2 separate regions of the Homo sapiens genome follow, and region 2 is linked to region 1. The links are chromatin contacts, found by Hi-C in ENCODE. All regions are on one chromosome and are shown on one strand. The core of a region is the stretch at or near the end of the contact, and the rest is flanking DNA. Distances in the headings are between cores, read along the strand shown. Region 1 holds the start of CEP55 (centrosomal protein 55). Region 2 holds the start of LCOR (ligand dependent nuclear receptor corepressor).

The links. Hi-C counts contacts between places; a loop is a spot of excess contacts on that map. Pooled maps may share reads with other maps.
Region 2: a map of CD8-positive, alpha-beta T cell shows a loop between it and region 1 (11-fold over the local background). The contact joins the promoter of LCOR here to the promoter of CEP55 in region 1. A Hi-C loop is called at or near these places in 2 of 168 maps with a recorded cell type or tissue (CD8-positive, alpha-beta T cell and naive thymus-derived CD4-positive, alpha-beta T cell) and 8 of 50 pooled maps.

What each region holds. Positions count from the first base shown.
Region 1 is chr10:93,494,062-93,500,382 of GRCh38, forward strand. CEP55 (centrosomal protein 55) reads left to right here and starts at 2,551. Exons shown (of 9, transcript NM_018131.5): 1 at 2,551-2,862; 2 at 5,979-6,173. The coding sequence starts at 5,991. RefSeq lists a silencer at 2,370-2,879.
Region 2 is chr10:96,828,932-96,834,561 of GRCh38, forward strand. It overlaps LCOR (ligand dependent nuclear receptor corepressor), which reads left to right and starts at 3,367. Exons shown (of 8, transcript NM_001346516.2): 1 at 3,367-3,468; 2 at 4,475-4,548. LOC102723665 (a long non-coding RNA gene) reads right to left here and starts at 3,527. Exons shown (of 1, transcript NR_135921.1): 1 at 1,701-3,527. RefSeq lists a cis regulatory region at 1,715-1,914, silencers at 2,950-3,249, 3,270-3,319, 3,330-4,049, 4,090-4,149, 4,190-4,429 and enhancers at 3,176-3,890, 3,891-4,606, 4,607-5,320.

The sequences.
Region 1 (6,321 bases), core at 1,301-3,800:
CAGTTTCTCAATAACGGTGGCCACATTTCAAGCACTCAGTAGCCATCTATGGCTAGTGCTACCATATTGGATAGATCAGGAGGGACCTTTCCATCACTGCAGAAAGTTGTATTGGACAGTGCAGATCTACACGCTGGTGAGGCCCTGTGTGTTCATTAGCATTGCCTTGGAAGATGTAACCTTCAAAGGTGATAGGTGCTCTAACCTACAACAGCCTCCCTATTTCCATTTAATATCTTTAAACCCATTCAGCAGCCTTTTGATCCTGTTTTGGTTTCCCAAGAACAGGTTCCTACTGGGAAGAAAATGAGCTCACCTGCTTAGATAAATATCTAGTCTGCTTGGCTGTTACATTTCTCTTTACATGAATAAAGATGAGTTTCCCAATCTTCATCCTAGACTATCCCTGAGTGAACTATCAACATCAAAGTACTTGTGAGATCTTGTGGAAACTACCAGCTCTTCACAACCTCATGACTGGCAGCTCCTATCTGTAAAGAGCAAACATTAATTTTCAGGGCTAGCAATGGCAATTAGGGAATTTAACAAGCCCCCCAGGCCAATGAGCCTCTTGTTTGCTCCTCTTCCTCAAGGTCCCCACTCACAGGGCGACCTTTAGCCAGAAAAGAAGGTCCTGGAGGGCAGGTGTGGAATTGGAGTGTCTGGCACAGCAGGCCTGGGTGCTGGCTACCCAGGTGCCAGTCCGCCAGGTGCCACCTCTCTCCAGGGTCCCTCCTCCCTCTCCCCCATTTTTTGCTCCCCATTTGGCTTGAAGGTGAACAGGGAAATGTTTTTCTCTATATCTCTTTAAGAATCTTTGTAAATCTCTGTGGAAATTAATTTTGCCCCTCAACTCTGGGCAATGAATAATGTTCACACGATGATTTATCTTTTGCCCTGATTTTTCCCACCCTAATCCCACTTGATACTTTAGTTTACCTTCCCTTCAGAAATGGGAGCTCCTTGGAAGCAGGTACCAAACGTTATCTTGCATTCTGTTTTGGTTTTGTTTCTCTGATTCTTTAAAATTCCCCACATGGTTTTCTCATCCATTCTATTCAGTAACATTTGAGTGTTGCCTTTTGTTTAACAATGGCTAACATCAATTGAACATTTACTAAATGTTAAGCACTTTACATGAATTTCTTTCATGTAAAAAAATTTTAAAGTTTTAAAATTAGAGACAGGGATTGGGTGGGGTGAGAGTGGATCTCTCTGTGTTGCCCAGGCTGGTCTCCAACTCCTGACCTCAAGCAATCCTCGCTCCCCGTCCTCACGTAGTGGTGGGATTACAGGAATTAGCCATTCCACCTGGCCGGATTTCCTCATTTAATCCTTATAACCGAGCTGTGAAGTAAATATTATTATTTGCATCATTTTACACATCGGGAAACCGAGGCTCAAATAGGTTAAATAAATTTATCCAAGGAGACACATCTAGTCAGGGCAGTAAGGAATTAAATCTAGAAAGTCCTAATCTAGAGTTTATAACCTTTGTACAATATTGTGTACCTAGGATGTTTTGCTACTGTGTATCTACTGTTTTAAATCTCCAGCGAGTTTATGCTGGGTCTAGGAGAGAAAGGGAGGCCCTGCTAAACATTTCATGTGCTTCTTCTCTCAGCAGTAACGTTCTCAAAGCGGCTAATCAAGAGCTAGAATCGATCAATAGATAGATATCAGGCTGGAGGGTAGCAGTCTGGTCTGAAAGCCGGTCCGCTAGCATTCATAATCTCAGCGTTCAACCTGGGCGTGCCTCTCATCTCTCCCGTTAACACTCCCTGCTGTGCTGCTGATTTTTGGCAGTAATCCCAGCACTTTAGGAGGCCGAGGTGGAAGGATCACTTGAAGGCAGGAGTTCGTGATCAGAGTGGGAAACAAAGTGAGACCACCCCCCCCCCCCCCCACTCCGCTGTCTGTATAAAATTTTTTAATAAAAAATTAGCCGGGCGTGGTGGCGTGCGCCTGTAGTCTCAGCTACTCGGCAGGCTGAGGCAAGACGATCGCTTGAACCCGGGAGACTGAGGTTGCAGTGAGCTATGATTGCACCACTCCACTCCAGCCTGGGCGACAGAGTGAGACCCGAGGGGATGACAAGGGGGCTGTGCTCCTTTGTGAAATCCCGTTGTCCCAGGGCAGGAGGGGCCGCACTTCACACAGGGAGAATCTATGCTCAAGAGCGCAGAACTAGTTCGTCTCGGTCCATCGTCACTGGTTTTATCCCATTAAAAATAGTAATTTGCTTTCTCCTAAAAGCGTATAAACACAAAACCAGCCCCTGACTGCGAGACACCAAGCTTGTTTAGGTCTAAGCCCGCAGAGAACCCCCGATCCCAGAATTAGCTGGCGGGCCCGGGAGGAAGTGTTCCCGCCCTCTGTCCCGCCCCGCGGCCCCAGCCACTTCTCGGCCCGCCCTCAGGTTTACTCTCCGCCCTTCAAAGGCGGCAGCCAATCGGGGAGCCGCGTCCCCGCCGCGCGCGCGCTGCTCCTCCTTCTTGCGGGCCGCGCCCTGCCGGCAGTGACGTGCCCCGCCCTGCAGCCGCGGGATTCAAACTCCCGGAAGCGGCATCCACACCTGATGGTGTGACTCGGCCGACGCGAGCGCCGCGCTTCGCTTCAGCTGCTAGCTGGCCCAAGGGAGGCGACCGCGGAGGGTGGCGAGGGGCGGCCAGGACCCGCAGCCCCGGGGCCGGGCCGGTCCGGACCGCCAGGGAGGGCAGGTCAGTGGGCAGATCGCGTCCGCGGGATTCAATCTCTGCCCGCTCTGATAACAGTCCTTTTCCCTGGCGCTCACTTCGTGCCTGGCACCCGGCTGGGCGCCTCAAGACCGTTGTCTCTTCGATCGCTTCTTTGGACTTGGCGGTGGGTATCATCTCCTTACAGATAGGCGCAGAGAGGCCAAGTGACTTGCCCAAGGTCTTTTGTTAGGACGGCTTTTTCCGATTGGCAGGCACTTTCGTTGTGTGTTCCTCAAACATCTTTATTTTAGAAGTGAGAAAACTTGTGCCTTTTTTTGCAGTTTCTCTTTTCCTGTCTGTCTCCTCAAGTGAGATTTTATGTGGGAATTTTTAAAGATTGGCGTCGCCTTGTAGAAGATGCGGCTTGTAATTGAGGCCTTGTACCATTTACTGGATGGAAGCGCTTGTTTGGTCACCTGTCCAGCATGACTTAGGTCACTTCAGCTAATCAACCAATCATTTCTTTTCTTTTTTCTTTTTTTTTGAGATGGAGTCTCGCTCTGTCACCAAGGCTGGAGTGCAATGGCACGATCTTGGCTCACTGCAACCTCTGCCTCCTGGGTTCAAGCGATTCTCCTTCCTCAGCCTCCTGAATAGCTGGGACTACAGGCGTGCGCCACCACGCCCGGTTAATTTTTGTATTTTTAGTAGAGACAGGGTTTCGCCATGTTGGGCAGGCTGGTCTCGAACTCCTGACCTCAGATGATCCACCTGCCTCGGCCTTCCAGAGTGCTGGGATTACAGGCGTGAGCCACCGCGCCCGGCCCCAATCAACCAATCATATCTGAGGGCTTGCTGTTAGGCTCTGTGGGTAACAACAACAACAACAAAAATCAAAGTGCAGTCCTTGAAAAAATAGTTGAACAATTGAAAAAATAAAAGGTTAGCAGGAAGTGTAATTGGGTACTAGATTGTGTAGGGGTGGGGGTGGGGCAGCTATATCGTTTGTTAAGAGTTCACAGAGGGAAGGCATGCTGAGGAAGGTTTGAACTGGGGGAACCCTGTGGATGACTGGAATAGGAAATACAGGGAAAGGTGGCCGGGCGCGGTGGTTCACGCCTGTAATCCCAGCACTTTGGGAGGCCGAGGCGGGCAGATCACTTGAGGTCAGGAGTTCGAGACTAGCCTGACCAATATGGTGAAACCTCATCTCTACTAATAGATAAAAAAAAATTAGCCAGGCGTGGTGACGCGCACCTGTAGTCCCAGCTACTCAGGAGGCTGAGGCAGGAGAATCCCTTGAACCCGGGAGGCGGAGGTTGCAGTGATCTGAGATAGTGCCACTGCACTCCAGCCTGGGCGACAGAGCGAGACTCTGCCGCCCCTAACGCCCCGCCCCCGCCAAAAAAAAAAAGAAAGAAACAGAAACAGAAAAAAGAAAATACAGGGAAAGGAGGTTGGTGGGACTAGGTGGTGGGGGAGATCCAAACCGTCTGGGCCAGAGGCTAGAAACTAGTAGTCATTCATTCACTGCCAGAGTTTCTGTGCAAAGGTTAGGAAGCAGATGTTTGGGGGTTCTTTCACGTTCTGCAGATCTATATTTCCATCATTTTGTGTCTCAATGACTTGGTAGTAGTTTTCTGTCCTACGACCCACGATATCAAGTCAACAGTGTGTTATCAACAGAAACACATAGGAAAGAACTTCCTGTGGCAGCAGGTGACTGAGAGACGCCATAACCTTGCATTTCTTTAACTGATGGATGAGCTACTGCAATCTTTCACCTTATAATGGCAAAAATCCAGGACTAACCTTTTGATAGATGATTTCTTCTACTCAATCTCCACAGTTCTAATATGTTTAGACGTTCTGATTTCACACAGGACAATCTTAAAAGTCACTTCACTACCATTCTAAGGAGGTCTCTCCTGTTTTTACTGATATCATTTATCCCTGTACTTCTCTTGTGTAATATTTATTACAGTTTGAGGATTCATGAACCCTTGTTTGTTTCCTTGTTATTGCCTGCCTTTACTACACTGAAAGCCCCATAACATTAGGGAACATGTCTTTTTTTTTTTTTTAAACCAGTTTACACCCAGCATGTATTAGGATACCTGGTAAATAGTAGGCTTTATAGTAATTTTTGAATGCACTAATGGGCTCATACTCCTTTATATCCTTTAATCACACTGCCATTATTTTATCTTGGGATACATGAAGTAGAAAAATGTTTTTTAACCTCCTTAATTAGAGTTACTTTTATATACTATTTATATGCATCGTATGCTTCACTAGATTTTTGCCTGCTAAAGTTTATATTATATACTTGTTTCTAAACTGTCATCCAGTACTGTTAGCAGATACTGAGTTTCTCCTTACTTAATTTGGCCCCTTATTCTTAATTCCTTTCATGCCTGACTCCCCTGAATGTTATACCTCTTTTCCAGTAAATGTCTTATTTTAGGTTCTCTTCACTTTTTCCCACTGTGCTCTCTCAAATGATTATTAAGATGGATCTGAACTAGGCTACCTTCTAAAACAGAGGACCTATGTTAAGTAATGACATTTCGTGCCTATATACTCAGAATTACATTATTTACCAACAGCTTTTTATTTTGGGCCAAGATATGTCCTTGATTGTGACCTACTTCTTTCAGGCTTTATTTAATGGTTGGAGACCCCTTCATTGTTTTTTAAACCAAACTTTTCCACAAAAGAATTACACATATAATTACACATATAGAACACTACACAAAACATAAATGTACAAGTTGACTTTTTTTTTTTTTTTTTTTTTGAGACGGAGTCTTGCTGTGTCACCCAGGCTGGAGTACATTGGTGCGATCTTGGCTCACAGCAACCTCCACCTCCCGGGCTCAAGCGATTCTCCTGCCTCAGCCTCCCCAGCATCTGGGATTACAGGCACCTGCCACCACGCCTGGCTAAGTTTTGTAGTTTTAGTAGAGATGGAGTTTCACCATGTTGGCCAGACTGGTCTCGAACTCCTGACCTCATGATCCACCCATCTTGACCTCCCAAAGTGCTGGGGCTACAGGCGTGAGCCACCGTACCCAGCCCAAGTTGACATATTTTAGAAGGTGAATACTCCCATTTATCTACCACTGAGATTAAAAAAAAAAGTTACAATACCCCAGAAGCCTCCATCCATCTTTCTCCATACCCTGCTGGTTTGGATATATCATTTCTATTTAGAGCAGATAGGTTATTAGACCTGTTTCAAACTTGAGATTTAAATTTTTAAACTCAGAATTATACAGTTGATTTTTATTTTTACAGACCATTTCAGAGATGTCTTCCAGAAGTACCAAAGATTTAATTAAAAGTAAGTGGGGATCGAAGCCTAGTAACTCCAAATCCGAAACTACATTAGAAAAATTAAAGGGAGAAATTGCACACTTAAAGACATCAGTGGATGAAATCACAAGTGGGAAAGGAAAGCTGACTGATAAAGAGAGACACAGACTTTTGGAGGTAAATGGTCTTCTGATCCTTTAAATTGTAAGCTCTCCAAGAAAGCGATGCATGAAGATTTCCTGATGCTACCTTCTTACTCTTGCCGTGTTCCCTGTCTTGTCCAGTTGATTAGTTTTGGAAAGCTGACATTGGGTTTAGAATCTTA
Region 2 (5,630 bases), core at 2,117-4,616, 3.3 Mb after region 1:
CTTTTTTTAGAAGGCCCCAATCATTTCATCCTCCCATTTGTCAATGATCATTTCTATGTTGCAAGCCATCTTTAATCAGACACCAGGTAGTAGTTGATCTAATGCTGACAAGCCAAGTCCTACTCCCCTTCCCTGACATTCCTTTTCTGCCATTGTGAGAACTATAGAACATGGCTCAGAGGTTGTTTTCAAAGGCTGAGGTCATTGCTATCATTCCTTCATACTCTCACAGATTAACTCCAAACTGCAGAAGCATCTTGGTTTCCCATCATCCTGCAGACTGGGCAAACAGATAGGAGCTTAGGAAGGCCTAATCAGAGAACAGATGCTCATTTCATGCTAAGAATGTGCTAGCACTGTACGTGAATAGTTTCATTTCATTTTCACACAAACCCCATCTTGCAGACTATTATTATCCTCTTTTTCACATGAGGAAATTAATGACCAGAAAAGTTAATATGTCAAGGTCACACAGCCACTGAAAAATGGAGCCAGAATTCCAACCCAGCTGTCTTCAGACCCTATTAACTGCCATGTTATATTACCTGCCCCTCCCTAGAATGTAAGAGTTTACAGCTAAGGCCCTCTTTAACAGTAGCCCAAAGCAACAGAGGTCAGAAATTCTGTCTTATCTATCTATGTCCTCGGTGCCTGGGACACCGCCTGCCATGTGATAGGAACACAGAATGTCCAACTGCTTAACTGTGCTCGGAACATGTCATGTAGAGTTAAGTGAATCCTCCAGTTGCAGAGTCTATTTTCTACTTGTAAGACTATTTATTTATTTACTTATTATTTATTTATTTATCAAGATGGAGTCTCAGCTCTGTCGCCCAGGCTGGAGTGCAGTGGCACGATCTCGGCTCACTGCCACCTCCACTTCCTGGGTTCAACGGATTCTCCTGCCTCAGCCTCTTGAGTAGCTGGGATTACAGGTGCCCACCACCATGCCTAGCTAATTTTTGTATTTTTAGTGGAGACGGGGTTTCACCATGTTGGCCAGGCTGGTCTTGAACTCCTGACCTCAAGTGATCTGCCCACTTCAGCCTCCCAAAGTGCAGAGATTACAGGCGTGAGCCACCGCGCCAAGCCAACTTTCTACTTGTAAGACAATTTAGAGGGGTTTAGAGTCACAGAGATCTTAGTTAGAATTTGGTAGCTATGTGATCTTGACAAATGTATTTAACTCATCTGAGTCTTGTGTCCCTAACTTGGAAAATGTGGTAAATATATACTCATAGCATTATTATCTGGATGGAATGAAACAATGATAAACATATAATAGGTGCTCAATGAATATTAGCTGTTACTATTGCCTCCCTATCCTTTCTTCCAAATAGGTCTTTGTGATAGGTCAACCATGAGTTAGTTCCCAACTCAAAATAAGTGAAGCAGAAATTGGAACTCAGAGTAGAGTAGTAAAACTAGCATTAAATTGGAAATTGGGAAACTTGTCTCCTGGCTTTTGTTGCCCTTTCTCTACCCAGCAACTATGTAATCTTGGTCAAATCACCTTACTTGTCTGGGCTTCCAATTTCATATCTTAAGTTACAAAATTGATCTCTGAAGCCTCTAGGATTCTCTGAATCCATATGTCTGGGACTAAGAGATTATGTCGAGGAATTATTACCCTTGGTTTGATTGTTTTTTAAACAAATTAACTTGGGGTGGTTGGAAAACACATTGATTATTTACTCATCTTAGAGTTACACGTTGTTCATTTATTTGAAACTGAAACGTATTTCCTCCAAACACCGTAGAAACTTAAAGGCCGCAAAAGACTCACACCCACCACCTAGCGGCGAAAAAAGGAAGTTTCAGGTGATACAAGATGTCCTGCCATCACACCTGAAGGATGGTTGTCCACAGCCATTTTTTAAAATCTCGTATTAGTCCTCTTCCTTCAACACTCAGGACAGTATTATGTACCCAGAAACTCAATACTTCCTGGCGTCTTCATTTGACAATACTCTTAAGCCAATGAAATCCTGTGGGACGTTTGCGAATTTTATAAAGATCAATGTTTTAAGATTGGCGGGGTGGGCTGGGAGTGGTGGGGGGGAAGGTGCCTTCCTACCCTTGCATTTGCATCTCAAGCCACCCGTACCCGAGGCCCACCCAGTCCATCTGTTCATTGGTAGATACACCATTCCGCCATTCCGCCAGTGGCTGGTGCAGAGAACCAGGACCACCACCTTTGAAAAGACCTAAATCAATACTCCAATGGGATCCTGATGTCAAGTATTTAACGACTTTGCTTTACCTACTACAGTAATTAAAATTAAGTCTTCAAACTTAAATTTAAATTTCTAAAAGCAGGAATGCACTGTCCTTAATCTTAAACACCAAAGGTGGGAGAAAGAGGCCAGAATCCTAGGGTACTAGGCCTACTGGTATAGGGCGATCTCTTCTGCTTTTTTCTTTCCACCCCATTTCTTTTCCCTTTCTCCTTTCGTTTCCCATCTTCTCTCTTCTCGTTCTCTTCGAAGTAACAGTGACAAAATTAAGGTGATTCAATTATTCCAAGAGGCTTGCTCATATAAAATATTTCTCTTCAAGCCCTTTCCTGAAATCCCAAATTAAAGCATTTCCAATAGTCTCTGCTTTAAGTATTCCTAGTTAAGTCTACTTTTGGAAATATTAAATATTCTCACTTTGGCACAATATTCCAAAATTCCTTGAGAAGTTCGCCTACGATCAGTCTTGCTAGTAGAAACCTTTTTTTTTTTTTATTTAAAACGCTCGATTTCCACTTTTTACTAGGTTTCCCAATGTTGGCGATGTCTCCCAATGACTTAATAACGTGTATCCACTTCACCTTTGAAAATCTTAGAGGTCAGTGCATCCACCGGCATCCGGGAATTTATTCTTATTTCTGCTTCTTAAACAGGCTCTGGGGAGGAGCAGTTTCGACGGAGAAGTTCATAGCAGCAGTTATTACGGAACTTGCAACAGTTGGTGCCGGGCGATAGGCAGGTTGGAAGTGATAAATGGGGCTGGCGTAAAAAACAAAAAGCCCCGGGGAGGGCGGGGGCAGCCGTGGCCTTGGGGGACAGTGCGAAGGCGGCGCGGGGCCAGCGGGACTGACTTCCGGCTGTGGGAAGGCGCCGTCCCGGGCGGCCAGAGGCGGCGGCAGCCGCGTAGAAGGACGGCGGGATCGCAGCCCGGCGGGCGGCGCGCGGGGCGGGTGAGCGGGCCCAGGCCGCCCCCGGGCCACGCCGGGGCCACGGTGAGGTGAGGCCGGCCCTGCCCCCGCACCGCCCCCGGCAGGAGGCGCGACGCCCGGGCCGCGGGTGCGTGCGCGGCCCCGGGCGACGCGGCTGGGCGTGCGCGGGGCCGCGGCGGAGGCTGGGCCGGGCGGGCGGCAGAAGATGGCGAGGGTGTGTAGGCGGCAGCAATGCTCCGTTGAGAGACGCGGCTTTCGGCAAGAACTGGATTCGTGGCGCCACAAGCTCATTCACTGTGTAGGTGAGACCCTCCGCCGACCGCCGCCGCCCCTCCGGCCGCCCCGCCGCCGGTCGCCCCAGACCAGGGAGGAAGCTGGGGAAGTGGCAATTGCTGCTCCGGCCCGCCCGCCCTCTTTGGCTCGAGCGTCCCCCCTTCCCCCACCCCCCGGAGTGTGAGCGCGCGCGACCTCCAGGCGGGCTCCCCTGCTCGGCCGAGCGCGCGCCGGCCCCTCCCCTCCGCGCGCCTCCCCGGGGCTGGCTCTCGGCGGGAGCGCGGGTTCCTCCCCCTCCCGCTCTCCATCCCCGCCTGCTCGCTCCCCTCCCTCCCCGCTCCCGCCCCTGCTCCCGCTCCAGGCCCGGCGCCCCGGCGCCGCCGCCGGCTTATTGTGGCGACTCGCCTCGCGGCGCTGCCGCTGTACTGGGGGAGGCGCGAGGGGCGCGGGCGTGCTCGGCCCCCACCCGCGCTGTGGCCGCCGCCGTCCTCCTCCTGCGCCACCCCTCCCCCACGCGCGGGGCGCGCCCCCGGGTCTGCGTGCACGCGCGGCGGGCTGCAGGCGGGCGCCCGGCGCTCGGGCGTGTGCGAAGCGTGAGGTGGAGATGGGGGCGGAGGGAGCTGGAGCTGTCACAGTCCCCGGGTGCGCCTGACCGAGCCAAGTGGGGTGTCATGGCCGCGGGGGGCAGCGGCTGCACTTCCTCAGCGGGCGGCGGTGGCCGGGGAGTTAATCCTCGACGCACGGGTCGGTGTGTGCGTATTTGTGTTCGGTGTCGTGCTGCGGGAGGAGGGGGTGGGACCGGGTCCGACCGAGGAGCCCCGGCGGGGGTCGCTCTCGTCCCCTCCCGGGGATTGGCCGGAGCCGCAGCCTCGCCCGAATGCCCCGTCCGCCCCCCGCCTCCCGGACCTTGGGCCGCCCTCGGGTGGCTTTTTCCCTGCGGGCCGGAGGGAGCGCGGACGGGGGCGCCCCGGGAGGGGCCGGGCGGCCGAGCTGCGCCTCTCACACTGTGTGTTTTGTCTGTTTTTCTCTCCCAAGGTCCCGTTTCCCTCTGTGCGGCGGCCGGCGGGACCATAAGGGCTTAACTCATATATTTAACCCCCCTCCAAAAAGTAAGTGGCCCGTGTGGTGTCTCCGCTCCGCCCGCCGCCCCCTAGCCCCAGTCCATCCTTGTGTCTGACTCTCCTGTCCTCCAGCATTGTTACTTCCCCGTCTTTGCTTCGGTGCTGCTGGTGTGTGGGGAGATGCCCTCTCGTCGTCCGCTGTCCCCCACGCCCAGTCCTCGGGGAGGCCCAGAATTCCAGCCCCTTCTCCCCCAGGGGAATATTCTTGGGAACCAGGTCTTTCCCGGCAGAATCTAGGAGAGTCTATCCGTTCGCTTGGGCCCCTCATTCCCTCCTTCCCGACAGGGTTTCGTTGGAAGGAATTATGCAAATCCTGCTTTCTGGTGTCCATTCAGCGGCAATTTCATGCGGTGAGAAGTTCTCTTTGTTGTGCGAGGGGGAGAACAGACACTGATTTAATAGACATATCTGTTGGGGGGAAGGGTGGAGGGGGTGTGGAGAGGCTCAGTTTGGAAGAATTACAGCACTTGGTTAGCTCAGTGTCTTTGTGTTTGAGCCTTCTGGCTTGACAGGAGGGTCTGCCCTTTACAATGTCCCACAAGGGATGTTTTCGATAATAGATTAAAAAGCAAAATTGAAACTTTAAACAAGTGAAAAATCAGGTAACCTTTACTTAAAGAATATACGCCTTTCCATTTCTACAGGGTTTCATTACGAAAATGTATAGCGTGAGTTTCGTTAAGGATTTAGACTGTAACACCGAAATTAATATAGGCAACAATGCTTTAAGGTATCTGATACCAGTTTGGTTGTCCAAAGGTTAAAAGTGCATTTTCAAACATATGCTTGTGCAAATAATAAAGGCATGAGTCAGTTTTTTGGTATAATTCGTCTCATGAATATATTTTAAAATTCCCCTCCTGCCAATCCAAGACCAGTGCTGCCCTCCAGGAAACAAACAGCCTTTTGCCTATCAGTTATCCTGTACTCTGCTCTATCTCTGCTTGTTTTATTCTTTCAAAGTATTATTATGCATGTACTAAAATGTTACGTCGGTTTAAGTACTTTTTGAATTACTTGGTATTTCGGACTATCATAGAAGAGAGCATATAGCAGGTTTTGAGAAGCAT